6 separate regions of the Homo sapiens genome follow, and regions 1, 2, 3, 4 and 6 are each linked to region 5. Evidence: read pairs that join two places in POLR2A ChIA-PET (ENCODE). Cell type or tissue: Panc1. All regions are shown on one strand. Links, peaks and the distances in the headings refer to the core of each region. The heading gives the core; the rest is flanking DNA.

Region 1 (4,982 bases), core at 484-4,483, 93 kb before region 5:
CAGGCGTGAGCCACCGCGCCCAGCCCCTAGAATCTCTTTCTCCAGAATCTCCCAGTCATCTTTTTCCTCTCCCCCAAATCACCCTCCACTTAAGCCTCCTCCCCACAGAATTCTCCATCCCCAGCCCCCCAACCCCACCTGAGGAACCCCAGGATTGGGTTGTCCTCTGGTTCCCCGGCAGATGTCCCTGCGTCTCACCCCATCAAGAGTCTCCCCAGCGAAGAGGTTCCTCTCTCAGAGCTAGAGGGAGCCCACAGTTGCCTCAGTTTCTCTGGCAGTACAGGGTCTGGGATCCAGGGTTCAAAAGGGCGTCGTGGTGCACCTTGCCAAAGAGGGTGGAGACAGGGAGACACTGGAGGGCAGGTCTGGGGCCAGAGGGAAAAGCCAGCCCGGAGTCCAGCTCTAAAAGGGTGAGGGGGGAGGGGGCTGTTGGGAGGGAGGAAGGAAGTACCCAGAGGCTGACCGGGAGGGACACAGACACAGCCCAAAGAAATGTAGGCACAAGTGGAGAAGAAGAGAAAGATGAAAGGCCAAGGGAGAAGAGGAGGAGAAAAGGGAGAGACCAGGACAGTCAAGAGATGGACCCCCAAAACAAGCCCAGTGACAGATTTAGAGGCAGAGAGGCCAACCCTCAGACAAAAAAGAGATAAAGGCAGGCATGATGTTTCCAAAATACTTGAGACAGAGGCCAGGTGCAGTGGCTCACACCTATAATCCCAGCACTTTGGGAGGCCAAGGCAGCAGGATCACTCGAGCCCAGGGTTCAAGACCAGCCTGGCCAACATGGTGAAACCCCGCCTTTACTAAAAATACAAAAATCAGCTGGGCATGGTGGCAGGTGCCTGTATCCCAGCCACAAGGGAGGCTGAGGCAGGAGAACCGCTTGAACCCGGGAGGCGGAGGTTGCAGTGAGCTGAGATGTCGCCACTGCACCCTAGGCTGGGCGCCAGAGCAAGACTCTGTCTCAAAAATAAATAAATAAATAAACTCTGTCTCAAAAATAAATAAATAAAATAAAATAAATAGAGCAGAGACCTCAAATATTCACTTGCAGACACAGATAAAGGCTAGCACAGGTGTTTTCCAATGAAGACACAGGCAGATGAGAGGATGCACACATTCTACCTGTACTTTTTCTTTTTTTTTTTTTAAATTGAGATAGAGTCTGTGTCACCCAGGCTGGAATGCAGTGATGCAATCTGAGCTCACTGCAACCTCCACCTCCCCGGTTCAAGTGATTGTCCTGCTTCAGACTCTGGAGTAGCTGAGATTACAGATTCTCCTGCTTCAGACTCCTGAGTAGCCCAGATCACGGGCCTCCACCACTATGCTTGACTAATAATTTTTCTTTTTTTTTTTTGAGATGGAGTATCGCTCTGTCGCCCAGACTGGAGGGCAGTGGCTTGATCTCAGCTCACTGCAACGTCAGCTTCCTGGGTTCAAGCAATTCTCCTGCATCAGCCTTCCAAGTAGCTGGGATTAAAGGCATGCACCACCATGCCCAGCTAATTTTTGTATTTATTAGTAGAGACAGGGTTTCACTATGCTGGGCAGACTAGTCTTGAACTCCTGACCTCAAGTGATCCACTTGCCTCGGCCTCCCAAAGTGCTGGGATTACAAGTGTGAGCCACTGTGCCTGGCCACTAATTTTTGTATTTTTTAGTAGAGACAGGGTTCCATCGTGTTGGCCAGGCTGGTCTTGAACTCCTTACCTCAAGTGATCCGCCCACCTCGGCCTCCCAAGGTTCTGGGATTACAGGTGTGAGCCACAGCGGTTGGCCTAGCCTGCACTGTCTTAAGGGCCTGTTGGGCAGGGGAGTTCAGGTTCTCTCGTCTCTCCAGATTGATCTTCACACATTTGCTAAGTCTCGTATCGTCCCTGAGCTTGGGAGTCAGGGAGCGCTCTGACCTAAGCCCTCCTGACTTTGGGGTCACCATCTTTCCCCAGCCTCTATGGGCACACTCCCTGAATTATCTGTGGCTTGAGTGGAGCAAGCAGGGGATGGGATGAGGGGTGGCGGGGGAGTTCCCCTCATCCACTTCAGCCTTCCAGTCTGCTCCCCCTTCCTGTACCTCTCTCTTCCAGAACCCCAGGCCAAGCACCAGAGAAGGCCTGGGAGTGAGCAAGGTGCCCATGTTGCTTCTGTGGATCATCCTCCTGCTTGTACAGCCCTGGGAGGGCCTAGGAACGCCCGCCCCTCTGCTGGAGGGAGCCTTTTTACTTCCTTGCAGCCCTCTGAAGATACCAGCGAGTGGGGAGCAGAGCCAGCAGACGGGGTGGGCCAATTGATGGGGCGTGGTAGGGGGTGTGTTTGAGGAAGGGTCAGCCTCTTTCCCTCCAAGATCTGATTCTCCTCCTTACCCCTGAACTGTAGGAAAACAAAAATGATGACACCCTCTACACCCCAGATGATCTCTCAGTGAGTATTGCATTCGCTTCTTTCTGCAGTTGCAGGTTTTGAGAGAATTCAGTGGTCTCCATGTGTGAGGGCTGCTGTGTGACCATATGAATATGTTGCGGGGAGGAAGTAGTGGGACTATCTCCTGACCCAGCCCCTAGCCTTGACAGATATATTTTGCTCACTGCTGTCTCCAACACCTAGAATAGGGAGGTATATAATAACAAATGATGATGATGACTACAGCTGCATGTAAATAGTGTTTACTCTGTGCCAGGTATTGGTTTAAATGCTTTAAGTATGTTAGCTTATTTACTCTGTACACCAATCCTATAAGATAGATAGGACCACCATGTATGGATGTGAATGTTGTACACTGCACAAGGATCCCACATCTACAAAGACAGTACTATATTCACAGGCTGGATATTGTAGATTTGCATATTTGCCAACTTGCGGCAGATGGCAGTAAAGTATCTTGTTCTAATAAAATCAAGACTTAGAAGGTAGAAGGAACTTAAGGAAGGTCTTTTTATTTTCTTTTTTTTGAGACAGGGTCTTGCTCTGTCCCCTACGCTGGAGTGCAGTGGCACAATCACAGCTCACTGCAGTCTTGACCTTTTAGGCTCAAGCAATCCTCCCACCTCAGCCTCCAGAGTAGCTGGGACCACATACACGTGACACCACAAATAGCTAATGGCTAATTTTTTTTTTTTTTTTTTGAGACACAGTGTTGCTCTGTTGCCAGCTGGAGTGCAGTGGCGTGATCTCTGCTCACTGCAACCTCTGCGTCCTGGGTTGAAGCAATTCTTCTGCCTCAGCCTCCCGAGTAGCTGGGACTACAGGCATGTGCCACCATGCCCAGCTAATTTTTGTATTTTTAGTAGAGACAGGGTTTCACCATGTTGGCCAGGATGTTCTCGATCTCTTGACCTCGTGATCCACCTGCCTCAACCTCCCAAAGTGCTGGGATTACAGGCGTGAGCCACCGTGCCCGACCTTTTTTTTTTTTTTTTTTTTTTTGTAGATATGGGGTGTCGCTGTGTTGCCCAGGCTGGTTTTGGACACCTGGGCTCAAGTGATCTTCCTGCCTTGGCCTCTCAAAGAGCTGGGATTACAGGCATGAGCCACTGTGCCCAGCTGAGTGTCTTTTTCTAGCTTGCACATAAGTACAGCATGGGATAGTGTCAGGCCTTACGGTTGGGATTATCCAGAGCCCTATTTACAGATGAGGAAACTGAGGCCCAGAGAACTGAAGGGGTTTGTTCCAGGACACAGATAAGAAATCTTGGGAGTGGGGACTTGGACTCATGCCCTTACCCATAGATACCAGGTCACTTTGTCCCTACTGTGTGTCCTGCTGAGACTCTAGGCTGCTCCAGGTTGGAGCTGTCTGTGATTGGGTTTGAGGAGGGACCATCTATGGGAACTGCTGTGTTCCAGCTACAGTACCTGCTGGATCTCCTGGGGTCCCGGCTGTGGGTGGCCAGCCAGGGCCCTTGCCTGTCCTGTGAAGGACATCCCCAGAGACCTGTCCCCCTCTTGGAGTTACTACAGGGAGCTTGTGCTTGGCACCCTACCACAGCCTGAGCTTTGGAGGACATGGGCTCCCAGGTACACCCAGAGAGGCTGGGTAGAGAGAGGGAGGGAATAGTCTTCAGCTCCAACTGCCAAACCCTAAGCCTTTTCTTCCCTCTAGGCCAGAGGACCCCACCTGGAGCCCTAGTAGCCAAGGGGAAGAGTTAAGAAGGAGGAAAGTAAGGTGCGATCTGAAGTCTCTGACCTCTTGGGCAGGGAGTTGGATAAATTGCCCCACCTGCCCCCATTCTCACCCTCCTTTAGATACTCTTCTCTCTTCTTCCAGGAAGGGACAGAGAAGTGCACAGGTATTCTCTAACCTCATCCCTATACCTTGAGAACAGGGAGGGTCCTGTGGTTCACATCCCTACATCCCTGGCTACAAAAAATTACCACTTGAAGAACTTTCTTTTCTTTTCTTTTCTGTTTTTGAGGCAGAGTCTCACTCTGTTGCCCAGGCTAGAGTGCAGTGGCATGGTCTCAGCTCGCTGCAACCTCCACCTCCTGGGTTCAAGTAATTCTCCTGCCTCAGCCTCCTGAGTAACTGGGATTACAGGCACGCGCCACTACACCTGACTAATTTTTGTATTTTTAGTAGAGATGGGGTTTCACAATGTTGGTCACGCTGGTCTCGAACGCCTGACCTTGTGATCTGCCCACCTCAGCCTCCCAAACTGCTGGGATTACAGGCGTGAGCCACCGTGCCCAGCCCACCACTTGGAGAACTTTCAAGTAATACTGATGGCCAGACCCCAGCCCAGATAATTTGATAATTGGTCTCTGGTGAAGCCTGAGCATCTATATTATTTTTATTATTATTTAGAGACAGGGTTTCACTATGCTGCACAGGCTGTAACTTGGCATCTGCCCATATATTTTTTTGAGACAGGGTCTCACTCTGTCACCCAGGCTGGAGTGCAGTGGCATGATCAAAACTCATTGCAGGCTCGATCTTTCAGGCTCAAGTGACTCTCCCACCTCAGTCCCCCAAGTAGCTAGCGCTA
Region 2 (4,835 bases), core at 1-4,000, 140 kb before region 5:
CCCAGCACTTTGGGAGGCCGAGGCAGGCGGATCACAAGGTCAGGAGATCGAGACCATCCTGGCTAACACGATGAAACCCCGTCTCTACTAAAAATACAAAAATTAGCCGGGCGTGGTGGCAGGCGCCTGCAGTCCCAGCTACTAGGGAGGCTGAGGCAGGAGAATGGCATGAACCCGGGAGGCAGAGCTTGCAGTGAGCCGAGATCGCACCACTGCACTCCAGCCTGGGTGACAGAGCGAGACTCCGTCTCAAAAAAAAAAAAGGAGGACTGTCCCCGAAACAGGGACCTAGGAGAAGCAGTTTTGGGGAGTACAAGGGCCCTACAAATGTCAGGGGGAGGCCAGCGACAGTGTGGGCGCCATTAGTGCAGAGGTGGAAACTGAGTGGTGTGCGTGGGTGTGACAGCCCTGGGAGGGCTTGAACAGTGAGAGAAGACAGGGCCTAGGAATGGCTGCACTTACGTCTTAGGTAGTGTAAGAAGTACCTAGAGCTGGTCAGGCGCGGTGGCTTGTGCCTGTAACTCCAGCATTTTGGGAGCCTGAGGCGGGCAGATCACAAGGTCAGGAGTTCAAGACCAGCCTGGCCAACATGGCAAAACCCTGTCTCTACTAAAAATACAAAAATTAGCCAGGCATGGTGGCGTGCACCTGAAATCCCAGCTACTTGGATGAGACAAGAGAATCTCTTGAACCCGGGAGGTGGAGGTTGCAGTGAACCAAGATGGCGCCACTGCACTCCAGCCTGGGTAACAGAGCGAGACTGTCTCCAAAAAAAAAGGGGCCGGGCACAAGTGGCTCATGCCTGTAATCCCAACACTTTGGGATGCCAAGGCGGGTAGATCACGAGGTTAGGAGTTCGAGACCAGCCTGGCCAATATGGTGAAATCCCGTCTCTACTAAAAATACAAAAATTAGCCAGGCTTGGTGGCATGCACCTGAAGTGCCAGCTCCTCTGGAGGCTGAGGCAGAAGAATCACTTGAACCCAGGAGGCAGAGGTTGCAGTGAGCCAAGATCGTGCTACTGCACTCCAGCCTGGGCAACAGAGCGAGATTCCACCTCAAAAGAAAAAAAAAAAAGCCTGGGCGCGGTGGCTCATGCCTGTAATTCCAGCACTTTGGGAGGCTGAGGCGGGTCGGTCACCTGAGGTCATGAGTTTGAGACCAGCATGGCCAATGTGGTGAAACCTTGTCTCTACTAAAAATAAAAAAAAAATTAGCCGGGTGTGGTGGCGGGTGCCTGTAATCCCAGCTACTCGGGAGGCTGAGGCAGGAGAATCACTTGAACCTGGGAGGCGGAGGTTGCAGTGAGCTGAGATCGTGCCATTGCACTCCAGCCTGGGCAACAAAACCGAAACTCCATCTCAAAAAAAAAAAAGAAAGTAGTACCTAGAGCAGCCAGAGAAGCAGGCAGAAAACCAGGGGTGAGATGCCACTGCCAACACCAGGCCTGGAGCCAGGGCAGTAACAATGATAGTAGCTAACAGTTCTTGGCACTTTAAACAGTGTGCCAGGACCCGTGCCTGTGTCTCATACACCTGCTCTCACTGTTCTCACCTTATGAGGTAGGAAGAGGTGGTTATTAAACCCGTTTTCCAAAGGAGGAAACTGAGGCTCAGAGAAGAGTAGCCGCCATGCCCCCAGGTTCCCCAGCAAATGACTGGCAGGGCCAACCTCTGACTCTAAGACCTGGGAAATCCAGAGGCCAAGCCGACAACCCCCAGCTGGCCCTTGGGGTGGGGTAGAATGACCTCGGGTGGAGCTGATGCTGTCCCCTTGCCTGCCTGTCCACAGCGCCTGGCGCATGAGTGCCTGTCACAGAGTTGTGACAGTGCCAAGCACTCTCCAACGTTGGTGCCCACAGCCACCAAGCCCGACGCAGTGCAGCCTGACAGCCTCCCCTACCCACAGTACCTGGCGGTCATCAAAGCCCAGATTTCCTGTGCCAAGGACATTCACACCGCCCTGCTGGACTGTGCCAACAAGGTCACGGGCAAGACACCCGCACCACCTGCTGGCCCTGGGGGCACTCTGTGAAGTGGGGGACAGGGAGTGGGGCAGGCAGTGGTTGGTGGGTGGTGTGCAAAGGGAATGAAGAGCGTCCTGGGCCTAAACACAGCAGCCTCCTCTCTTCCTGCCTGAGCACCGCAGCGGGAGCCAGCAGGGGGCAGCAGAGGCCAACAGGGAGCTCGCAGGCCGGGCCCCTGCGTCCCTGCCCCTTCTTCCTGCTCCCCCTCCTAGCCTAGGGTAGACTTTGAACTGTGTGTGTTGATGACTTCTCTGTTCCACAGGCCCTCCCCCATTCTTGCCTGGGTGTGGAGCCCTGGCTGTCCCCTCTCCCTCAGTCCTTCCTGACTGTCTCCAGCTGGGAGGTGGTCTCTGTGTGCCACTCCTCTGTGTCTCTATTACAGTTGTGTCTCTCTCATCCTGTCTCTTTTTCCCTTGTTTCTCTGTTCCTGTTAATGTGTTTCTCCCCATGGTCCTATTTCTCTCACTCTGACCTCTCTCTCTTAGTCCCCTTTAGCTGTCTTCTATCCCCAGCTCCTAACTGGGACTCTGTGTCTATGCAGGGGGCCAGCACCCCTGGGTTATCTGGGGCTAAGGGAAGGGACTTCATTTCCAGGGGCCACAGCCAAGCCCAGAGTCCCCCAGCGGCTCGCATGTCAGCCCAGACCCCAGGGTCCTTGGCCTAGGAGAGGAGCAGTGGAGGGGCCCAGGCTCTGAGCTCCACAGGTCTGAGCAGGGAGCAACTCAGGCCCCCACCCAAGCCTGCGTCAGCGGAACTTGAGTGAGGGGCGTTGTGCAATTTGTGGCAAGGCTGGCCCAGCTGGATGCCTGGGTCCCAGTATTTTTAGCCCCAAAGGAGAAGTGAAAAGGCCCCAGCCGGGGTGAATCATCAGTCCTGGGGAAGAACCCAGGCGCCTGAGCCCCAGCTCCGGGAAGCAGGCACTGGGGAGGGGGCTTCAAGGAGGGAGTGCCCCCTCAGACTCCCTGCTTCCCTGGAAGCTTCAGGAAGCTCAGCCTCAGCCTTCAGGCCTGAGCAAGTGCAGGGCGGAGCTACCAGCCCAGGCTCAGATGTTGGGGTGTGAAAGCCTCAAGTGACTCAGCCTGGTTGGAGAACTGCCCCACCCAGTATCTTCTGTGCCATGGTTCCCACATTCGCACTCCATGGCCTCCTGTCCTGGACCCCACGTCTGCAAGGAAACCCTAGGACCATGGATACCTCTGTGATTCACGCTGAGCCCAAGTCCCCACACTGGAAAACTGGGAAATGGCCAGCTGTGTGTCCCAGGAAATTCCTCCCCTTATTCTTCCTTGAAGTGCCCGAGCATGTAGGGCAAGAAGGAAGGCTGAAGCGCTGTCCCTAGGAGGAATTTCTCCTTCAGGGGAGCCTCAGTTTTGCCCATTTATCTAATTGAATCAGTTTTTTACCCAATCCCCCGATTTTGTAGGATAATCTCCCTTATCTAAAGTCAACTGATTATGGACTTTAATCACATCTACAAAACACTTCCATGGCGACAGCTAGATGAGTGTTTGAATAACTGGGACTGTAGCCCGTCCAAGTTGACACATAAAACTGACCATCGGGCCGGGGGCGGTGGCTCACGCCTGTAATCCCAACACTTTGGGAGCCCGAGGCGGGCGGATCACAAGGTCAGGAGTTCGAGACCAGCCTGGCCAACACGGTGAAACCCCGACTCTACTAAAAATACAAAAAATTAGCCGGGTGTGGTGGCACACACCTGTAGTCCCAGCTACTCGGGAGGCTGAGGCAGGAGAATCGTTTGAACCTGGGAGGCAGAGGTTGCAGTGAGCCAAGATCACACTATTGCACTCCAGCCTGGGCGACAGGGCAAGACTCTGTCTCAAAAAAAATAAAAAACTGACCATCTAGTCCTTGTCATCTGGGCACCCTCACACATCTCCTTAACCACACTTAATCTCCAAATAAGTACGATAACATAGTCATAGTCCCACCCAACATGATGCAGTTATCTTGCATACAACTGAAGACAACTAACCCTTTCCCCAACAGAGCCCACCAGCAGTGGTGGAGATGTCGGTCCATGAGCGCACACACAAGACTGAGGGACTGTCGGCCCTCCCAGGTGGTGTCAACACAACATCACACACAGGTGGGGGGGCCTGATAGCCCAGCACCCATGATACAGGGCCTACCAATGCTTAAAACCACACCCAGGGAGCCCACAGAGGCACTCAGTGGGTGGTGGGGTGATGGATACACATCTATCAGGCACAGGGCGGAGGTGGGCACCACTGAGTTGCACTCAGCAAACACATTGGGTATCTTGTGCCCAAGGCCTGTATTTGTGGAGCTGATGTTCTAGTGAGAGACAGTAAATGTGACAAAAGTAAAATATATCAGATGGTGAGAAAACAGAAAAATGAGATCAGAAGTGGAGATGTTGGGGCCAGGCACAGTGGCCCAGGCCTGTAATCCCATCACTTTGGGAGGTGCAGGCAGGCAGATGGCTTGAGCCCAGGAATTCAAGACCAGTCCGAGCAACATAGCAAAAGCCCTTATCTGCAAAAAATTCAAAAATTAGCCAGGTGTGGTGGTGCGTGCCCAGGTTCCCAGGTACTCGGAGGCTGAGAGGTGGGAGGATGCCTTGAGCTTGAGAGGTTGAAGCTGCAGTGAGCTGTGATCGCACCACTGCACTCCAGCTTGGTTCATGGAGACCCTGTTTTTTTAAAAAAAGAAGTGGAGGTGTTTACACCAGCAAAATACTCATTTTTTAAGTGTAATTAAGTTGAAGATCAAAAAATGGAAATGTATAATTAAATCATACTTAGCAAATCTAACACATGAAATG
Region 3 (4,982 bases), core at 921-4,920, 100 kb before region 5:
CCTATCCTGTGCCGGGTGCTGTTCTTGCCAGTGGGGATACATGAGAGAACACTGCCTTGCCCGCATGAGGCTTGTGGCCTGGTACTGTGCACACCTCAGGGGATTCTGATAATTAGCTGAGCACAGTTGCCAGCACAGGGCCTGGCTCAATAAATATTAGCTGCTGGCTTCTGCTCACTTACTGTTTATTGACTGGCTACTGTACACCAGGGCCGAGGCTGTGTCCCGGGGGCCCCGTGGTGACGGAGGTGAACTCCTCAGCCTGGAGTGATCCACTCCACTGGAGCCTCCCCAAGGTCAGGACCGCAGCCGACGCTCCCCTCCTCCGCCCCAGCTGCACATTCCCGGCTGAAGGAAAGTTCTCAGCCTGGCCCAGGCTCCCAGCGGCGTCGGAATTCCCGGTATTCGAGGAGGCAGGGAGGGAGAAGGGGCCTGTCTACTCCAAGGCCTGGAGCTGGGAAGGAGAGGCAAGCCCCTTTCCAGTCCAGATGTGTCCCAGCTGTGCCTCTGGGAAAGAGCCAGGAGCCTCAATAAGGGGGTCTCTGGACCCCCTGGGAAAACCATGGGCGCCAGGCTTGCCTCCACCCCTCCTCCTGGCATCTGTGAATTCCATTCCTCCCTCCCGCCCAACTCCTACTGCTGCTTCCCAGCCCCAGCTCTGTCGCCTTCTCAGGAATACCTTTCCTGCTGGCCTACCTTGGTTCTGAGCCCAGTCCTCCTCAGAGCTACAGCTAAATCAGGCTCCGAAAGGATAAGGATGGTGCCTGCTGTCCTCTCTGGGACATTTAGGTTAATGCCAGCTAAACCAGTTAACCGGAGTTAACTCTGGCTGCGATGCAAAACTTGGCGAGCCGCAAAACATTTTGCCACTAGGGTAGTTTTCTCATCCTGTGTCACCAACCTCACAGGGATGTGGCCACCTCCAACAACCACCTACCTGATGCTCCATGAACCCCACTCCTTTACTTTTTCTTTTTTTTTCTTTTTTTGAGGAGGAGTCTTGCTCTGTCGCCCAGAGCTGAAGTGCAGTGGCGCAATGTCAGCTCACTGCAACCTCTACCTCCTGGGTTCAAGCGATTCTCCTGCCTCAGCCTCCAGAGTAGCTGGGACTACAGGCACGTGCCACTATGCTCAGCTAATTTTGTACTTTTAGTAGAGACAGGGTTTCACTGTGTTGGCCAGGCTAGTCTCGAACTCCTGACCTCAAGTGATCTGCCTGCCTCTGCCTCCCAAAGCGCTGGGATTACAAGAACGAGTTGCTGCGCCCGGCCCCCCACTCCTTTACTTTTTATTTTATTTATTTATTTATTTGAGACGGAGTCTCCCTATGTTGCCCAGGCTGGAGTGCAGTGGTGCGATCTTGGCTCACTGCAACCTCTGCCGCTGGAGTTCAGTGGTGCGATCTTGGCTCACTGCAACCTCTGCCGCTGGAGTTCAATGGTGCGATCTTGGCTCACTGCAACCTCTGCCTCTGGGGTTCAAGTGATTCTCCTGCCTCAGCCTCCCAAGTAGCTGGGATTGCAGGCGAGTGCCACCACGCCCAGCTAATTTTTTTGTATTTTTGGTAGAAACAGGGTTTCACCATGTTGGCCAGGCTGGTCTCAAACTCCAGACCTCGTGATCCACCCACCTCGGCCTCCTAAAGTGCTGGGATTACAGGCATGAGCCACCGTGCCTGGCCTTTTTTCTTTTTTGAGACGGACCCTTGCTCTGTGGCTCAGGTTGGAGTGCAGCGGCAAGGTCTCAGCTCACTGCAACCTCTACCTCCAGGGTTCAAGCAATTTTCCTGTCTCAGCCTCCTGAGTAGCTGGGACTACAGGCACACGCCACCACACCCAGATAGTTTTTGTATTTTTAGTAAAGACGGGGTTTCACCATATTGGTCAGGCTGGTCTCCAACTCCTGACCTCAGGTGATCCACCCGCCTTGGCCTCCCAAAGTGCTGCGATTACAGATGTGAGCCACCACGCCTGGCTTTTTTTTTTTTTTTTTTTTGAGGCGGAGTCTCGCTCTGTCGTCCAGGCCAGAGTACAGTGGTGCAATCTCTCAGCTCACTGCAACCTCCACCTCCCGGGTTCAAGCCATTCTCCTGCCTCAGCCTCCCAAACAGCTGGGACGACAGGCACCCGCCACCATGCCCAGCCTTTTTTTTTTTTTTTGTATTTTTAGTAGAGACCAGGTTTCGCCATGCTGGCAAGGCTGGTCTCGAACTCCTGACCTCAAGCCATCCACCTGCCTTGGCCTCCCAAAGTGCTGGGATTACAGGCGTGAGCCACTGGGCCCAGCCCCCGACTCATTTTATGTATCCTGTGTCAGTGCTGTCCCATATAACCTTCCTTGATGACGGAAATGTTCTAATATGTGCAGCCCCGCTTGGTAGCCATACATGGCTTCTGAGCACTGGCTACTGTATTAACTAGGGTAGATACATAGAAAGTGGGCAAGTGGACAGAAAATCTCAAGTTGTAAAACATTCCCCCTGAGCATTTAGGTGCGGGACTTCCCTATTGGCTGCAGAGGCTGGAACTAGGAAGTAGAAATCTCTGCGCTCCCCAAACAATGAAGTTCACTCGCTTCCTATGAGTCATTAGCCACTCAACGAAGTCCTCACTTAACGTCATCAATAGGTTCTGGGAAACCGTGACCTTAAGCGAAACGACGTATAAGGAAACCAGTTTGTTTAAAGGACTGTTATTACAGGATCTGCTTGTTTTGCTTAAGTCCGTTTCCAAGCACCTATACAAAACGCTGAGGATGCACTGTGCTTTGAAGCCCAACTCCTCTTCCAGCACCGGCAGCAACCCTTGCGTCATTTGTGACTCCTTGGGAGGGGGAAGAGGGCTGTGGTCACTCAGTGCCCCATGACGAGCACATGGCCCGGCACAGGTGTTCAAGGAAAGTGAATGAGCAAGTTGAGGCCACAGACACCCGAAAACAACTCATCACAGACATGGTCTCCCTGGCTACTCTTCCTACCGGCCAGCAGACCCTGGTTCCCATGTCCTCTCCCCCAAGGAGTCCACCTGACTCCTCCAGGCTGTCAGGCACCGCTTGAGTCCCACAGCCTCTTGTGCTTTTCCCACAAGCGGCCACCCTGACTCCTTAGCTCCTCATGTTGAGGGGCCACAGGGTAGAGATGGGGCCTCTTGAGCAGATCTGTGACAACCTAAACTAGTAGTCAAGAACCTGGGCTCTAGGTCGGGCGCGGTGGCTCACGCCTGTTAATCCCAGCACTTCGAGAGGCCAAGGCAGGGGGATCTACCTGAGGTCAGGAGTTCAAGATCAGCCTGGATAACATAGTGAAACCCACGTCTCTACTAAAAATACAAAAATCAGTCAGGTGTGGTGGCACTTGCCTGTAGTCCCAGCTACTCAGGAGGCTGAGGCAGAATTGCTTGAACCCGGAAGGCGGAGGTTGCAGTGAGCTGAGATTGTGCAGCTACACTCCAGCCTGGGTGACAGAGCAAGACTCCGTCTCCAAAAAAAAAAAAGGCGGGGGGGGGGGGGCAGGTGTGGCGGCTCACACTTGTAATCCCAGCACTTTGGGAGGCCATGGCGGGTAGATTACCTGAGGTCAGGAGTTCCAGACCAGCCTGGCCAACGTGGTGAAACCGTCTCTACTAAAAATAGAACAATTAGCTGGGCAAGGTGGCAGGCGCCTGTAATCCCAGCTACTCGGGAGGCTGAGACAGGAGAATTGCTTGAACCCGGGAGGCGGAGGTTGCGGTGAGCCGAGATCACGCCATTGCACTCCAGCCAGGGATACAAGAGCAAAACTCTGTCTCAAAAAAAAGAAAAAGAAAAAAAAAGAACCTGGGGTCTTCCACAGCCCGGTTACCTGTCCAAAATGCCACTTTGGGCTCGGCATGGTGGCTCATGCCTGTAATCCCAGCACTTTGGGAGGCTGTGGCAGGAGGATCACTTGAGGTTAGGAGTTCAAGACCAGCCTTGCCAACATGGTGAAACCCCATCTCTACTAAAAATACAAAAATTAGGCTGGGTGCAGTGGCTCACGCCTATAATCCCAGCGCTTTAGGAGGCAGAGTCGGGTGATCACTTGAGGTCAGGATTTCAAGACCAACCTTGCCAACATGTTGAAACCCTGTCTCTACTTAAAAAAAAAAAAATTAGCTGGGTGTGGCAGGCGCCTGTTCAAGCAATTCTTTCCTTCAGCCTCCCAAGTAGCTGGATTACAGGCGCCTGCCACCATACCTAATTTTTGTACTTTTAATAGAGATGAGGTTTCACCATCTTGGCCAGGCTGATCTTTAACTCCTGACCTTGTAATCCACCAGCCTTGGCCTCTCAGAGTGATGGGATTACAGTCGTGAGCCACCGTGCCCGACTCTCCTTGTTTTCTTTGTATTAAAGATTATTGGCTAGGCATGGTAGCTCACACCTGTAACCTGGACACATTGGGAAGATGAGGCAGGAGGATTGCCTGAGGTCAGGAGACCACGCCTGGGCAACATAGTGAGACCTGTCTCTACAAAAACAAAAATTCAGCTGGGGGTGGTGGCTCTCGCCTGTAATCCCAGCACTTTGGGAGGCCCGGGAAGGCGGATCACTTGAGGTCAGGAGTTTGAGACCAGCCTGACCAACACAGTGAAACCCATCGATACTAAAAATACAAAATTAGCATGGCGTGGTGGTGGGTACCTGTAATCCAAGCTATTTGGGAGGCTGGGCTTGAAAAAAATAGACATCCACAAGGATGAGCCATATATCCGCCAAGGTCTGCAGCCACTAATGGCCCCAAACGACTGCCATCTCAGCTTTGCCTGCACACTGGACTCTACTGGAGGTGTAGAGACAGAGACCCCCTGCCTTCTGCTTCCACTCACCCACACCAAGCCCAGCGCGACCACTTCTGGGGAGGGTCAAAATCCAGACTGGCAATAGGTCCAGGATGTTTACTGATTTCTGTCTGGTTAAACATCCAATACCAACACATAAGGCCACACACAGTTCTTGAAACTTTA
Region 4 (4,982 bases), core at 523-4,522, 87 kb before region 5:
TACAGGCGTGAGTCACTGCGCCCGGCCCTAATTTTTGTGTTTCCAGTTTAGGGCTATTATGCAACTCTTTCTTTCTAAAATATTCTCAAGTATTCTGATGTGCTACCAGAGTTGAGTTCAGAACCACGGATCCACCAAGGAAGAAACTTCCATGGCTGGGGAAATGACTGTGCCCTCTTTTTTCTGCAGGGAATGGCTTTCTGCAGCAGTGTCTGTAGCGATTTAATATGTAGAATCCTATTTTCTTGTTGTTTTTTTTTTTGAGACGGAGTCTTGCTCTTTTGTCACAGCAACCTCCACCTCTCAAGTTCAAGAGATTCTCCTGCCACAGCCTCCCGAGTAGCTGGGATTACGGGTGTGCGCCACTACGCCACCTGGCTAATTTTTGTATTTTTTAGTAGAGACAGGGTTTTACCATGTTGGCCAGGCTGGTCTTGAACTCCTGACCTCAGGTGATCCGCCTGCCTTGGCCTCCCAAAGTGCTGGGATTACAGGCGTGAGCCACCGCGCCCGGTGGAGAATCCTTTCTTTTTTTGAGATGGAGTCTAGCTCTGTTGCCCAGGCTGGAGTGCAGTAGCACGATCTCGGCTCACTGCAAGCTCGGCCTCCCGGGTTCACGCCATTCTCCTGCCTCAGCCTTACGTGTAGCTGGGACTACAGGCGCCCGCCACCACGCCCAGCTAATTTTTTTTTGTATTTTTAGTAGAGATGGGGTTTCACCGTGTTAGCCAGGATGGTCTCGGTCTCCTGACCTCGTGATCCACCCGCCTCGGCCTCCCAAAGTGCTGGGATTACAGACGTGAGCCACCGCGCCCGGCCCAGGTGTGTCATACTTATGTGAGAAATTTTACCAATGTGTCCTGAGGCTTCTTTTTTTTTTTTTTTTTTTTGAGACTGAGTCTCACTCTCGCCCAGGCTGGAGTGCAGTGGCGCGATCTCGGCTCACTGCAAGCTCCGCCTCCTGGGTTCACGCCATTCTCCTGCCTCAGCCTCCCGAGTAGCTAGAATCACAGGCACATGCCACCACGCCCGGCTAATTTTTTTGTATTTTTAGTAGAGACGGGGTTTCACCATGTTGGCCAGACTGGTTTCGAACTCCTGACCTCAGGCAATCTGCCCGCCCCGGCCTCCCAATGTGTTGGGATTACAGGCATGAGCCACCGCGACTGACATAGACTTCTGATTTTTAAAATTTCCCCTATCAGGTTAATTTTTCAATTTTTAAAAATTTAAGTTTTAATTTTTTTTTTTTTTTTTTTTTAGAGACAGGGTCTCTATTACCCAGTCTGGAGTGCAGTGGTGCAATCATAGCTCACTGAAGCCTCAACATGGGTTCAAGTGATCCTCCCACCTTAGCCTTTGGAGTAGCAGGGACCACAGGCACACGCCACCACACCACATTAAAAAAAACACAAAAATTGGATACATGGGGTCTCAATTTGTTGCCCATGCTAGTCTCAAATACCTGGCCTCAGGTGATCCTCCCGCCTCAGCCTCCCAAAGCGCTGGGATTACAGGCGAAGGTTCATTTTTCATCTCTCCATTACACCTGTCCACTCTGCCATCACTCGTCAGCCGTCATTACTAATAGATAAATTCGCCTTTAAATGAACTTAGGAAGCCTGGAAAGAAAAATAGGGACTTGGGCCGGGCGCGGCAGGTTATGCCTGTGATCTCAGCACTTTGGCAGGACGAGGCCGGAGGATGGCTTTTTAGTTTGAGTTAGAGGAGTTTGAGACCAGGCCGGGCAACAGCCCGACTCTACCAAAAAAAAAAAAAAAGTACAAAAAGAAAGAAAAAGAAGGAAAAACCAGGGCTTCACGGTCACTCAGACTTGGCGAGGAGGCTTGGGTCTGCCGCTTTCCACTGAGTTTTTCTGAGCTTCAGCGTTCTCTCCAAAACGGGGATACGGATCTCCTGGGGATGCTTTAGAGGGCCTAGGAGATAAAGCCTTGTTTCTTTTATAATTTGCTATTCGCTGATTTCGCCGCCTCCTCGCAGCTTGGCCTACCGCGCTAGTGTTCCGGACTAACGAACAAACGGCTCACTAAATTCAAACATGAGTTTCAGCCTGGTCGCCGAGCCGGCGGGTAGAAAAAACCTTTCCCCTCCTAACCCTCCGCAGATGTCGGCCCCGCACTCCGCCCAGGCCAGCCCTGCCTCTCTCAAGATGGCGACCTGGAAGTGCGTCGCCCGTGCCAGCCCCGGAAATCTCGTGTTAGGCGAGGTCAACGGGTAGGTTCTCGCGAGAGGACCCGTCAGCCCCAGTCAGGCGTCGTGCGAACAGCAGCTGGTACCGAAGGCGGAGGTGGAGCCCGAGAGGTAAGTGCGTGTGCAGAGGTGGCAGTTCCGGGCGCCGGGGAGGTGTAGAGAACAGATTCGGAAACTGGGGAGGTCTAGCATGTGGCGTAGGAGGGGGTCCTCACTCCGCTTCGCGATTGCCAAAACGAGCCTGCCGGAAGCGCCCTAAGGGGTTTTCTTCTCCCAGGGAACCAGCGGGGAAACTGAGGCTCGGGGTGGAGCGCAGGATTGTGGGACGCGCCAAGGCTGCTGTCTTTCCCAGCAGCAGCGGAAGATGTCGGACAGCGAGGACAGCAACTTTTCCGAGGAGGAGGACAGCGAGCGCAGCAGTGACGGCGAGGAGGCCGAGGTCTGTGGCTGGGGCGCTGGGGGAGACATTGCGTCTGGGGACAGGACTCCGGGCAGAAAGGCCCCTGTGGGAGGCTCGAGGGGTTCACAGCGGGCTCTGGCTTCTGGGAACTCCCAGATTGTCTCAAGAGATAGAGAATTAGGCAAGTCGAAGTCAAGCAAAGGGACAGGTTCTGGAGGCCAGAAATGGGTCAGGTCCAGTGAGATAACAGGTGATGTTTTGAAAGTTTACTCTGTGTGCATATAGTAAGCACTTAGCATTAGTTTTTTTTTTTAGTTATGTCTAGTCATTCCATAACTATATTTGTAGTGCCTACTATGTACCAGGCGCAATTCTTTGCTCTTAGGGTACACCAGTAAACAAAAAGATTTTAAAAATGTCTGCCTTCGGGAATGTAAATAAATATAGCCAAGGAATAAACTATATAGTAAGCTGGAAGGTACTCTGGAGAAAAGAACAGAAAAGGGGAATGGAGAGTCCTGGTTGCTCTTGAAATAGGGTCATCAGCATGAGTCTGAGGGGTGACATTTGAGCAAAAACTTGTTGGAGGTGAGGGAGTGAGTCGTGGTTAGCTGGAAGTGTAGTGTTCCAGTGAGGGGGACCAGCAGGTGCAGAGATGGGAGTGTGTCCGCCGTGTTCAGGGATTAACGAGGATTTGAGAGGCCAAGCTGGGAGGATCACTTGAGCCCAGAAGTTTGAGAGCAATCTCGGTAACACAACGGGACCCTGTCTCTACAAAAATATAAAAACCATTGGCTGAGGCCGGGCTTGGTGGCTCACACCTGTAATCTCAGCACTGTGGGAGGCCAAGACAGTGGATCACCTGAGGTCAGGAGTTCAAGACCAGCCTGGTCAACATGGTGAAACACCATTTCTACTAAAAATACAAAAAAATTAGCTTGGCATGGTGGCGCCCACCTGTAATCCCAGCTACTCGGGAGGCTGAAGCTGAGAATCGCTTGAACCAGGGAGGTGGAGACTGTGGTGAGCTGAGATCGCGCCACTGCACTGCAGCCTGGGCGACGAGCAAGACTCCGTCTTATAAAAATATTAGCTGAGCTTGGTGGCACGCTTCTGTAGTCCCAGCTACTTGGGAGGCTGAGGTGGGAAGATTGCTTGAGCCAGAAGGTGAAGGTCTAGTGAGCTGTGATGGTGCCACTGCACTGCAGCCTGGGTGACAGAGTGAGACTTTGTCTCCCCACCACCCCCTAAAAAAAGGGGGTCCACTTTGGTTGGATCAGAGTGAGTGCAACAAAGAATTTATGAGAGCCAAGTCATATAGGATCTTGAAGGCTGTGGTAAGGAATTTGGTCTTAACTGAGTAAAATGAAACCACGAAAAAGTTTGAGCAAGTGGAAGATGTGATCTAATGTTTTGAAAGGATCACTCTGGCTTTGGGTCTGTTGTACCTCTGTTCCAGGAACCAAAAAACCAACATTTCCTGGGGCATTTCTGATTTCAAATGTTCTTTTATTTGCCATTATCTTTTTTTTTTTTTTTTTTGAGACAGCATCTCACTAGGTTGCACAGGTTGGAGTGCAGTGGCATGATCTCAGCCCACTGCAACCTCAGCCTCCCGAGTAGCTGGGATTACAGGCATGCACCACCACATCAGGCTAATTTCTGTATTTTTAGTAGAGACGGGGTTTCACTGTGTTGGCCAGGCTGGTCTTGAACTCCTGACCTCAGGTGATCCACCCTCCTTGGCCTCCCAAAGTACTGGGATTACAGGCGTGAGCCACTGCACCAAGCCCATTATCCACCTTTTAAACTTATTTTTGTTTTATTTGTTTGTTGAACAAATCAGTGTTTGCATCTACTACTGTGTTCCACTTACTTCTCAGGTGTCTGGTAGGAAATCTTTGCATTTTTGGAGTTGACATTTAGTAGGTAGCAATCACAAACCAGTAAACAGATGACAGGGTGATTATAGATCCCTTGTTTGATGCACAGAAACTTAAATTGGCTGTTAAATTAGTTGCCAATGCTTGTGAGGGAGATTTAACATAAAGATTAAGATTTCTTTTTCTGGGGAAATGGAAGGAGCTGGCACCCTGGGACACAGAGTTGTTCTGCAGAGCAGCCGTTTGCTTGATGAGTGGCTGCCCTACTTATACAGCTGGGAATTTTCTCCAGTTCCCAGGATATGTTAGTTGCCATTTGTCCTCTTGCTTGCCTTGTGGCAGAGTGAAGAAAAGGAAAAGATTTCATGTGGCTGTGTTCTGGAAAACGTTTGGTAGATGGAGAGTGCTGTGTGTTTCGGGTGACTTGTCCCAGTCACTTATGTTGCCTGCTTATCCTCTGTGGACATTTGATTGCCAATCTTTATTGT
Region 5 (4,982 bases), core at 502-4,501:
TCTCAGAAAAAAAACAAAAACAAACAAAAAATAAGGTGGCTGGGTGCGGTGGCTCAAACCTATAATCCCAACACTTTGGGAGGCTGAGGCAGGCAGATCTTGAGGTCAGGAGATCGAGACCATCCTGGCTAACCGGTGAAACCCTTTCTCTACTAAAAATACAAAAAATTAGCCGGGCATGGTGGCACGTGCCTGTAGTTCCAGGTACTCCAGAGGCTGAGGCAGGAGAATCACTTGAACCCAGGAGGCAGAGATTGCAGTGAGCTGAGATTGCACCACTGCACTCCAGCCTGGGTGACAGAGCAAGACTCTGTTTCAAAAAGAAAAAAAAAAAACAGTGTATTATGGAAAACGAGTAAACACGTATAAATGCATAGAAAATGTTAAAACATTTTGCAAACAACCCAGATGTCCAAAAGGTGTCTAGTTCATTATACTAAGATAAGGCTTTACATTGTAGTTGTAAAAAAAAAAACGCCCAGTGGAGTAGCTCACGCCCAGCACTTAGTACTTTGGGAAGCCGAGGCAGGAGGAACAGTTGAAGCCAAGAGTTGGAGACAAGCCTAGAAAACATAATGAGGCCCCATCTCTGTTTCTATATATAAAAAAAGAAAAAAAAAACCCTGATATATAAATCTCTCCATATATAACTGAAAAAACCCAAGATGCTGATAGAGGTATACAATATGTTACCTTGATTTTATATTTTTAAAAATTTATACCTCGTGATGCAAGTTAACTACCTTGATATTAAAAGGGAAAATGCACAATATTTAGATTGATGTTTATTTGCATATGCATTAGAAAACCTGAAAGGCGTACAGTGAAAAAGCAAAAAACAAGCAAAACCAAGAAAACAACAACAAAACTCCAAGCCACAAGCAATGGCACCTGCATGGAATAGTTCTGAGTTTGGCAAAGGACAGCAACAAGAGAGATTTCTCACAGCATCTTTTGATACTTTTTTTCTTTTTTTTGAGACGGAGTCCCACTCTGTTGACCAGGCTGGAGTGCAGTGGCGTGATCTCGGCTTACTGCAACCTCCGCCTCCCAGGTTCAAGTGATTCTCCTGCCTCAGCCTCCCGAGTAGCTGGGACTACAAGCGCGTGCCACCACACCCAGTTAATTTTTTATTTTTCGTAGAGATGGGGTTTCACCATGTTGGCCAGGGTGGTCTTGAATTCCTGACCTCAGGTGATCCACCCGCCGTGGCCTCCCAAAGTGCTGGGATTACAGGCGTAAGCCAGTGCGCCCGGCCGATACTTTTTTTTGTTGAGTCTTGTGAATAGAATACATATTCTAGAATAAAATAAAAAGCTTAAAATTAACAAAAAACAAGTTTATTCCACACCTACCCAATTTCACATAGACTTGAAAACACTGATCATATAATACGTGGTTTTTTCTATTGAATATTTACTGTTCATCTAAAGTACCTCAGAAAACACAAATATGAATCTTACACTAGGATTTGTTGACATGACCACAAATTGTGAAATTTCAAAGTCCTCTCAATAGCCTTCCAATCCTAGTAACTCAGGTACACCTGGATTCCTGACAACTCTATTTCTTTGTTTTCTTTCATCACTTAGGTTCATTTCTATGGGTTCTGTTATTGGCATTTTTTTTTTCTCATATCTTTGCAAAACCATCCTTTATGGTGAAAGTCATGAAGGATTCTTCACAAATGCAGGAAAATGCATTGCTAACAAAGTGCTAAGTCAGAAGTGTCTTGGGACCTGTTTGAAAACAAGATTCGGCCGGGCGCGGTGGCTCACGCCTGTAAAGTAATCCCAGCACTTTGGGAGGCCGAAGCGGGAGGATCGCTCGGGTCCAAGCGTTCGGGACCAGCCTAGGGATGCGAGACTCCCTTCTCTATTTAAATAATACTAAAAAAGAAGAAAGAAAACAAGATTCAACAGTCTTGTCTGTTTCCATTTCGGAGTGTGCTTCCTCCTTCAATTGCACATTGCCGTATTCCCTTCCAGTTTGCATTCCCCCTAATGACTGAGTTAACTAAACTGGCACAGCCTGCCTGTTCTTTTGATCCCAAAAGGGTCACTTGGCTATTCCTTGCCACCAATGTCATCATCACAGCCGACTCAGTCGGCCAGAGGACTGAGGGCCTCGGAGGCAGTCAGCGCTACCGTAAACGCGACAGCAGCGAAGTCCATCTGCGGGGGATCCGCGTCAAAGGCTGCTTCCCTCGCCTTGCAGCCTTCCACAAACAGCCTGCGGCGTTCCTCGAAATCCCGTAGTAATCTGACCGGAATCATGGAGCTACCATCCAGATACTCGCGGAACAACAGCTGCCGGTTAATTTCTAAGAAAGCGAGCTGCTGATGGGGGTCTGGCGCGGAGGCCAGGCCCGGGACGCTGCTGGGGATGGGCCCGGGCACAGGGCCCGGCATCCGCGCCATGGACCGCGCAGCTTCGGCCACTGGGCCTTCCCGAGCCTCCTGCACCCGAACCCCGCCGCCGACTGCCCCCCGCAGTACGTCGCTGACGCCACTCGCGGTGCCCACCTGTGGGACACTGCTATCTCCGGGGAGCTCGGACATCTCCAACAGCCCAGTCGGCTCCGCCATAGTCCCAGCGTTTCTACGGAGACTGGAATAACGGCACTGCACTGCTGTATGCGAGACCTGCGCATGCGCGAGTCTCAGTGAGCGCGTAAACGCTGTGCGTGCCAGAGTGTGCGCATGCGTAAGCACGGTGGCCAATCCTCTAGCGTTCCCTAGCGGTCCTGAGTAGCCATTACGTCTGTAGCCGCCTCTGGTCCTCTGAGCGCCTGAGGACCTGCGGACTGCGCGGTATCTTAAATTACAACCACTTCAGTATTAATGTAAAGTTCCTTATACGGTCATTTTCCAGCTCCTGTCTTTTTTTTTTTTTTTTCAGACTGGGTCTCGCCCTGTCGCCTAGGCTGGAGTGCAGTGGTGCGATCTCGGTTACTGCTGCTTTGACCTCCCAGCCTCAAGCCATCCTCCTGCCTCAGCCTCTGGAGTAACTGGAACTACAGGTGCACACAACCACACCCAGCTGATTTTTTATTTTTTGTAGAAATTGGGTCTCACTATGTTGCCCAGGCTGGTCTCGAACTCCTGGACTCAAGTGATCATCCTGCCTTGGCCTCCCAAAGTGCTGGGATTACCGGCCTGAGCCACTCGGCCTGGCCTGTAAGTAATATTTTGACACTGGAAGTTTGGGGGTTTCCCAAAACCACCTTTAGGTTTGATAATTCCCAGAGCTCATTGAAATCTGTTATATTCACAGTCATGCTTATTACAGGCAAAGGACACAGATTAGAAGAGATGTATAAGGCACAATCTGGGATGGGGAGGGTTCCAAATGTGAAGTTCCTGTGTTCCTAGGGATGTGTTACCCTTTGTCGTCCATGTGTGGCAATAAGTGTGGGGGTAGTGCTAACATAGGACTCTCACCCAGGCTTTGGTGTCCAGAGTTTTTACTGGGGTTTTACTACCTAGGCATGCTTGATTAAACCATCGTCCATTTTGTTGAAGTCAATCTCCAGCCTCCTACCTGATATCACATGGCTCCAAGCCCCAACTCTCTAATGATATGGTTAGCCTTTCTGTGTGGCTAGCTCTGATCCTGATGATAACCCAAAACGTGAAAGTCTATGTTCCATTTAAAATCAGTCAGCTGTGGCTGGGTGTAGTGGCTCATGCCTGTAATCCCAGCAAGTTGGGAGGCAAAGGTGGGAGGATCGCTTGAGCCCATGAGTTTGAGACCAGCCTGGGCAACATAGTGAGACCCCTGTCCCTACAGAAAAAAAAAATTAGGCAGGCATGGTGGCATGTGCACCTGTAGTCTCAGCTATTCAGGAGGCTGAGGTGGGAGGATGACTTGAGCTTGGTAGGTGGACTGTGCAGTGAGCTATGATTGCACCACTGCACTCCAGCCCTGTATGACAGAGCAAGACCCTGTCTCGAAAAAAAATCCTTTGAATTTAGCTGGAATCCAAATATGAGAGTTGCTGGCAATTGAACTTCAGGAGGATCCATCTAAAAATTCTGACCTATCACAGGTCGTGTCTGGGAGCTGATTGGGTTGGAAATCATTCTGACTCACGTGTACCTTACTTTGTTTCTACAGTTCTCTTGGAGAGATGGAGTTCTCCTACATGTGACATATATGCTTCAAAAAGCACATTTGTGATATTCCACAGAAGACAAAAGAAAGGACTTCTCTGGAAGGTAACTTCAAGGGGACAACAACAGAGCTATGGACTGCAGGAAGATGGCCTGCTTCTCTTCCAGTGTGATTTGGATCATGGCCATTTTGAAGCCTTTGAACTGGGATTAGTTGCTGGGCTGGGTCATCAGGAACTTGCGTGTCCATCTCAGGGAGACCTGGCCTTCAGAAATGACAGCATTCGGCCCCAGGAGGAGCCTGCAATTCGGCCTCAGTCTTCCCAGCGTGTGCTGCCCATGGGGATACAGGACAGTAAGGAGCTAAGCAGAACCTGCTGCCTGAATGGGGGAACCTGCATTGGGGTCCTTTTGTGCCTGCCCCCCGTCCTTCTATGGATGGAACTGTGAGCACGATGTGTGCAAAGAGAACTGTGGGTCTGTGCTCCATGACACCTGGCTGCCCAAGAAGTGTTCCCTGTGTAAATGCTGGCACGGCCAGCTCTGCTGCTTTCCTCAGGCATTTTACTGGCTGTGATGGCCTTGTGATGGATGAGCATCTCATGGCTTCCAGGACTCCAGAACTACCACCGTCTGCATGTACCACTTTTATGCTAGCTGGCATCTGCCTTTCTATACAAAGTTACTATTAATTGACACTGACCTATTTCCAGAAATACCATTTTAGATATCATGCAAATTTCATGACCAGTAAAAGCTGCTGCTACAATGAAAGATGATCATTTGTTAGTTTACTTAAAATAATGAGTATATTTCCAAAATGGTCTCTAACATTTCCTTACAGTATCAACAACTTCTTACTTCTTT
Region 6 (4,982 bases), core at 420-4,419, 51 kb before region 5:
TACAGCCAGATACTGCTGTTCTTTGGCTGAGCCTCAGGTAAAATGGTTGGCTCTCCAGTCCTTTATAGAAAATCATGGCAGGAAGGAATGGGAGAGAAAACAGATTCTGCCTCCCAGCTCCACGTGAGGAAGAGTTTTATTATTAATTTTTATTTTATTTTTTTTGAGACGGAGTCTCCCTCTGTCGCCCAGGCTGGAGTGCAGTGGCACAATCTAGGCTCACTGCAACCTCTGCCTCCTGGGTTCAAGCGATTCTTCTGCTCAGCCTCCCCAGTAGGTGGGACTACAGGCGCGTGCCATCATGCCTGGCTAATTTTTTTTTTTTTTTGTTATTTTTAGTAGAGACGTGGTTTCCCCATGTTGGCCAGGCTGGTCTCAAAACTCCTGACCTCAGGTGATCCGCCTGCCTCAGCCTCCCAAAGTGCTGGGATTACAGGCATGAGCCACTGCGCCCGGCCTATTATTATTAATTTTAAAAATAGAGATTGCAGTCTTGCTATGTTACCCAGTGTGGTCTCAAACTCCTGGCCTCAAGCGATCCTCCTGCCTCGGCCTCCCGAAGCACTGGGATTATAGGTGTCAGTCACAGCGCCTGGCCAGAAGAGTTTTCGAGGGCTGGCTTTTCAGGTCGTTTTCTGGGCCTCAATGTCTATTTCTGACAATGTGGGGAAAAGAAAGATCAGATTGTTACTGTGTCTGTGTAGAAAGAAGTAGACATAGGAGACTCCATTTTGTTCTGTACTAAGAAAAATTCTTCTGCCTTGAGATGCTGTTAATCTATAACCATACCCTGTTATAGATGACGGGGTTCTCTATAACCAACCCCGTGCTCTCTGAAACATGTGCTGTGTCAACTCAGGGTTAAATGGATTAAGGGCTGTGCAGGACGTGCTTTGTTAAACAGATGCTTGAAGGCAGCATGCTCCTTAAGAGTCATCACCACTCCCTAATCTCAAGTACCCAGTGACACAAACACTGCGGAAGACCGCAGGGACCTCTGCCTAGGAAAGCCAGGTATTGTCCAAGGTTTCTCCCCATGTGATAGTCTGAAATATGGCCTCATGGGAAGGGAAAGATCTGACCGTCCCCCAGCCCGACACCCGTAAAGGGTCTGTGCTGAGGAGGATTAGTAAAACAGGAAGGAACGCCTCTTCGCAGTTGAGACAAGAGGAAGGCATCTGTCTCCTGCCCGTCCCTGGGCAAGTCTTGGTATAAAACCCGATTGTATGTTCCATCTACTGAGATAGGGGAAAACTGCCTTAGGGCTGGAGGTGGAACATGCGGGCAACAATACTGCTCTGTAAGGCACTGAGATGTTTATATGTATGCATATCTAAAGTACAGCATTTAATTCTTTACCTTGTCTATGAACCGTTGTTCACGTGTTTATCTGCTGACCCTCTCTCCACTATTATCCTATGACCCTGACGCATCCCCCTCTCCAAGAAACACCCAAGAATGATCAGTAAATACTAAGGGAACTCAGAGGCTGGAGGGATCCTCCGTATGCTGAACGCTGGTCCCCTGGGCCCCCTTTATTTCTTTCTCTATACTTTGTTTCTGTGTCTTTTTCTCTTCCAAAGTCTCTCGTTCCACCTAACGAGAAACACCCACAGGTGTGGAGGGGCAACCCATCCCTTCAGACAATTGGGAGGTGAGGGCCGATTGCCTTACACGGTGAGACAAGCGGCCTGACTCGTGACTATTTTTTTGGACAAATCAGGCAGCCACTGACTCCCTTCATTATGGCCTCAGCTTTATCTCTGGGCAATAAGTGTGATCCCTTCCTTCGCTGCGTCCTTTGCAGGGGCGGTGGCGCTCTGCAAGGCCCAAGGGGGCGTGGTCCAGATGACTTTGAATCCCAGTTGTCGCCCCCAGGGTCAGCCAGGAGACTAGTCAGAAGCAAACGCGCCTGCGGCAATCCGCCCGATGCCTTTGGTCTCTCTCGGGCTTCCGTCCACCCGCCCCTCCCCCGCGTTTCCATTGGCTGTAGCTCCGGCCCGGGGCGGGCGAAGAGGGAGCGAGTGGGCGGGGCCGCGTGGCGTCAGCGCAAGATGGCGGCCTCGGCAGCGGTGTTCTCGCGCTTGCGAAGCGGGCTCCGGCTCGGCTCGCGGGGACTGTGCACGAGGTTGGCGACGCCGCCCCGCCGGGCCCCAGATCAGGTGAGCGGAACGAGGGTGGCCCTCTGAATGTGGGGTCCCTTCCCTGGAGTTACGGACATATCGCCGCCCCTTGGGGGTTCCGGGACGCCTCACCTCAGGGTGCTGAATGAAACGCCGCTTGTGTTTTGGGGCCCTTCCCAACCTCCTGGGTGGTTGCTCCCCTAGGCTGGAGGCTGGGAATCCAGGTGTGTCCTTAGACCCCACCTCCCACCCACGTGGGTGCCGGAGGAGGAGGGGGTTACCGTTCCCCGTTTCAGTGACCACTCAGGTGATACTTGAGCAGGAGGGGCCTGGGACGCTGGAGTCCCAGTCTGGCCGTGGGAGTTATTTTCTCTGTGGCGTTGGTGGTGGCGAGGTAGACGTTTGGGTTTCCAATTCGACTTGCCTCCATGTTGACAGAGACCCAGCCATTCTGACCTCCAAGTCTATCACTTCTGTGCCTTAGTTCCCCAAGCCCCAGACAAGTGATTGCCCTTCCCCGCCTCCGCTCCTATCCCTTACCCTATAACTCTGCTACTTTTAGCCCCAAGCAGCCGGACGTCGTAACTCCCGGTTCTGTCTGTACCCCTTCCCCCACCACTTGTGCCCTCCGTTCCCTCTCATCCCAGTGTTTAGGCCCTCCCATCCCTTATTCTCCGTGCTTTGCTTTTCTGGGCTGCAGACCCTCCAGTCCTGTTGCCTTCAGGATCCTGTGCACCTGGCCTGTTAGCTTTTAAAACTCCTGGCATCCTGGTGCGGGACAGTCTGGTTTTGACCCTCTGAGCAGCCCCACATCCTGACTGCTACTCCAGGGACACAGATGTCCAGGGCTCTGTGGGTGTCTGCCTCTTGGCTCCTGAACTTGATTCTTCTTGGACTGGAGGGTGGGGACCATCCTGACCTCTCTTCTCTCTTGGCTGACCTCCCCTTTCTCAACCGCAGGCCGCAGAGATCGGGAGCCGCGGGAGCACTAAGGCGCAAGGGCCACAGCAGCAGCCGGGCTCAGAGGGTCCCAGCTATGCCAAAAAAGTTGCGCTCTGGCTTGCTGGGCTGCTTGGAGCTGGTGGGACTGTGAGCGTCGTCTATATCTTTGGTGAGGGACATATCCCTGTCCCCCAGTTTTGTTCCTTGGCCTCCCTGGTCCACTGTGGAACCTCCCACTCTTGCCCACTACCAGCTTCTCTCGTCTTCATTCCCTGGCTCCTTCCTCAATAGGGCAGCCAAATAAGACACCTACCTTGAAAACCAGGGAAGTCTTCTTTCTTCTCCCTTCCACTCCTTAAGGTTCTAGTCTTTCTAGTTGGTTCCTGTACCAGGATAAAGGAAAGAGGGGAAGATGGGGAAGGATAGGCCTGGATCAGCTTCCTAAACTTTGTCTTTCCTCAGCAGCCAAAAATCCAGCCTTCCCACTAGTTACTTTAAATCCCACAGACCCGGCCGGGCACGGTGGCTCACGCCTGTAATCCCAGCACTTTGGGAGGCCGAGGCGGGCGGATCACGAGGTCAGGAGACGGAGACCATCCTGGCTAACACGGTGAAACCCCATCTCTACTAAAAATACAAAAAAAAATTAGCCCGGTGTGGTGGCGGGCGCCTGTAGTCTCAGCTACTCGGGAGGCTGAGGCAGGAGAATGGCGTGAACCCGGGAGGCGGAGCTTGCAGTGAGCCGAGATCGTGCCACTGCACTCCAGCCTGGGCAACAGAGCGAGACTCTGTCTCAAAAAAAAAAAAAAAAATCCCACAGACCCAAAAGACCTAGCCCCAGCCCCATTTCTCTCAAAGACCCAGGAATCTTGGCTCCCAGCCCCCTCCTGGCTTGACTCCAGGAGGCTGTGCCTCTCTCTTTCCTCAGATCCAGGAGTCCAGGCCCCTTATCCCACTCCTCCCTCGGGACCCAGGGGACTGGGCCCTAATTCCTCATATTCATCCTGGTCTCCCTTGCAGGAAACAACCCGGTGGACGAAAATGGTGCCAAGGTGAGGGGGAAAGAGACCGAGGCCTTGCCAGGAGTCCTAGTCTGTGGGTGAGAGGGGTCCCCTTTGGTCTGTTCAGGCACATTGCTGGTCTGGAGTGAGCCTTTCTTTCCCAGTGACCTTTGCCTGTTCCTCTTGGGGTCCTGGAGATTCCTTTTCTGTATGTGATGGGGTTCTGCCTCTGACATCCTAAACCTTCCATTTTTCTCTCTACCTCCCAGATTCCTGATGAGTTCGACAATGGTGAGTAAACAAGCACAGATTCTGGAGTCCCTGACCCTCTCAACTCTGTCATTTGTAAGGATGTCTCTCTCCCCATCTGGTGTCTCCGGCCCCTCCTCCTTCCACTGGGGAGGTGGGGGAGCCAGCAGCTGGATGGCTTTGTGGGGAGGGACATTACAAAGCCCAAGCCCACTTCCCTGGCCCCTCAGCCCCGAGCAGATGGTCAGAGACAGATGGGGGATTGGAGCCTTGGGTGGGAGGGCTTGGGGACACAGGGTGGCCTATCTCCAGACACATGGGTTCCTGTGCCTTAGACCAAGCATCTGCGGTTCCCAACTCCTTCCCCATCCCCCTCGAGCCCCTACCCCATTAGGCTCATTTTCAAAACTATGCCGCCTTCCTCTCTCCCCTTCTGGTTAACCAGCTTTTGGTGGTGAAGTAGATGACAAATTGGATAGTAGAGAGTAGCTGTCAATCCTGTCACACCTGGCTCTTCCTAGGAGAAAAATGAAATTGGTGGGTCCAGAAAGCCACCTGTTTATGCTGGGGGATGTTTGCAAACAGTCATGTTAATACATTGATTGTTTCAAACTGGGCAGTTGTAGAATCATGCTGGCTTCAACAAATCAGTATGCTGATTTAAATT

Evidence for each region. Peaks named below come from ENCODE experiments on the same cell type or tissue, not always from the same donor. Only the 100,000 strongest peaks of a DNase experiment are listed, where the experiment ranks them.
Region 1: POLR2A ChIA-PET joins it to region 5 with 15 read pairs; 29 of 35 experiments call an interaction of 5 or more read pairs at or near these places.
Region 2: POLR2A ChIA-PET joins it to region 5 with 13 read pairs; 11 of 35 experiments call an interaction of 5 or more read pairs at or near these places.
Region 3: POLR2A ChIA-PET joins it to region 5 with 12 read pairs; 29 of 35 experiments call an interaction of 5 or more read pairs at or near these places.
Region 4: POLR2A ChIA-PET joins it to region 5 with 10 read pairs; 29 of 35 experiments call an interaction of 5 or more read pairs at or near these places.
Region 6: POLR2A ChIA-PET joins it to region 5 with 19 read pairs; 17 of 35 experiments call an interaction of 5 or more read pairs at or near these places.

The regions. Positions count from the first base shown.
Region 1 is chr19:39,437,564-39,442,545 of GRCh38, forward strand. No RefSeq gene overlaps it. Among named protein-coding and RNA genes, the nearest start is that of RPS16, 4.1 kb to the left of the region's middle. RefSeq lists an enhancer at 1-591. In Panc1, for the core only: no CTCF peak of the experiment used is centred there; DNase peaks (open chromatin) are centred at 1,148 and 2,878; H3K4me3 peaks cover 314 bases; H3K27ac peaks cover 3,453 bases.
Region 2 is chr19:39,395,666-39,400,500 of GRCh38, forward strand. MED29 (mediator complex subunit 29) reads left to right here. Exons shown (of 4, transcript NM_017592.4): 4 at 1,792-4,835. The coding sequence ends at 2,034. Among named protein-coding and RNA genes, the nearest start is that of MED29, 6.7 kb to the left of the region's middle. RefSeq lists an enhancer at 2,656-2,705. In Panc1, for the core only: no CTCF peak of the experiment used is centred there; DNase peaks (open chromatin) are centred at 2,176 and 3,117; H3K27ac peaks cover 2,123 bases.
Region 3 is chr19:39,428,239-39,433,220 of GRCh38, forward strand. RPS16 (ribosomal protein S16) reads right to left here. Exons shown (of 5, transcript NM_001020.6): 5 at 4,899-4,982. It overlaps PLEKHG2 (pleckstrin homology and RhoGEF domain containing G2), which reads left to right. Exons shown (of 19, transcript NM_022835.3): 19 at 1-177. Among named protein-coding and RNA genes, the nearest start is that of RPS16, 5.2 kb to the right of the region's middle. RefSeq lists enhancers at 1-460, 3,206-3,325 and a silencer at 231-525. In Panc1, for the core only: no CTCF peak of the experiment used is centred there; DNase peaks (open chromatin) are centred at 2,723, 3,768, 4,263, 4,367 and 2 weaker places; H3K4me3 peaks cover 1,366 bases; H3K27ac peaks cover 3,798 bases.
Region 4 is chr19:39,443,316-39,448,297 of GRCh38, forward strand. SUPT5H (SPT5 homolog, DSIF elongation factor subunit) reads left to right here and starts at 2,267. Exons shown (of 30, transcript NM_001111020.3): 1 at 2,267-2,322; 2 at 2,489-2,650. The coding sequence starts at 2,576. RefSeq lists enhancers at 1,510-2,307, 2,067-2,336, 2,308-3,104, 2,477-2,696. In Panc1, for the core only: no CTCF peak of the experiment used is centred there; a DNase peak (open chromatin) is centred at 2,236; H3K4me3 peaks cover 3,658 bases; H3K27ac peaks cover 2,987 bases.
Region 5 is chr19:39,530,215-39,535,196 of GRCh38, forward strand. It overlaps EID2B (EP300 interacting inhibitor of differentiation 2B), which reads right to left and starts at 2,638. Exons shown (of 1, transcript NM_152361.3): 1 at 773-2,638. The coding sequence starts at 2,588. The coding sequence ends at 2,103. It also overlaps the pseudogene CRIPTOP7. In Panc1, for the core only: no CTCF peak of the experiment used is centred there; DNase peaks (open chromatin) are centred at 2,097 and 2,677; H3K4me3 peaks cover 2,299 bases; H3K27ac peaks cover 2,088 bases.
Region 6 is chr19:39,478,800-39,483,781 of GRCh38, forward strand. TIMM50 (translocase of inner mitochondrial membrane 50) reads left to right here and starts at 2,039. Exons shown (of 11, transcript NM_001001563.5): 1 at 2,039-2,162; 2 at 3,084-3,234; 3 at 4,086-4,117; 4 at 4,336-4,357. The coding sequence starts at 2,055. It overlaps LOC124904718 (a long non-coding RNA gene), which reads left to right and starts at 4,365. Exons shown (of 2, transcript XR_007067257.1): 1 at 4,365-4,982. RefSeq lists enhancers at 1,727-2,321, 2,442-2,491. In Panc1, for the core only: no CTCF peak of the experiment used is centred there; DNase peaks (open chromatin) are centred at 1,407, 1,942, 2,312 and 2,474; H3K4me3 peaks cover 2,550 bases; H3K27ac peaks cover 3,238 bases.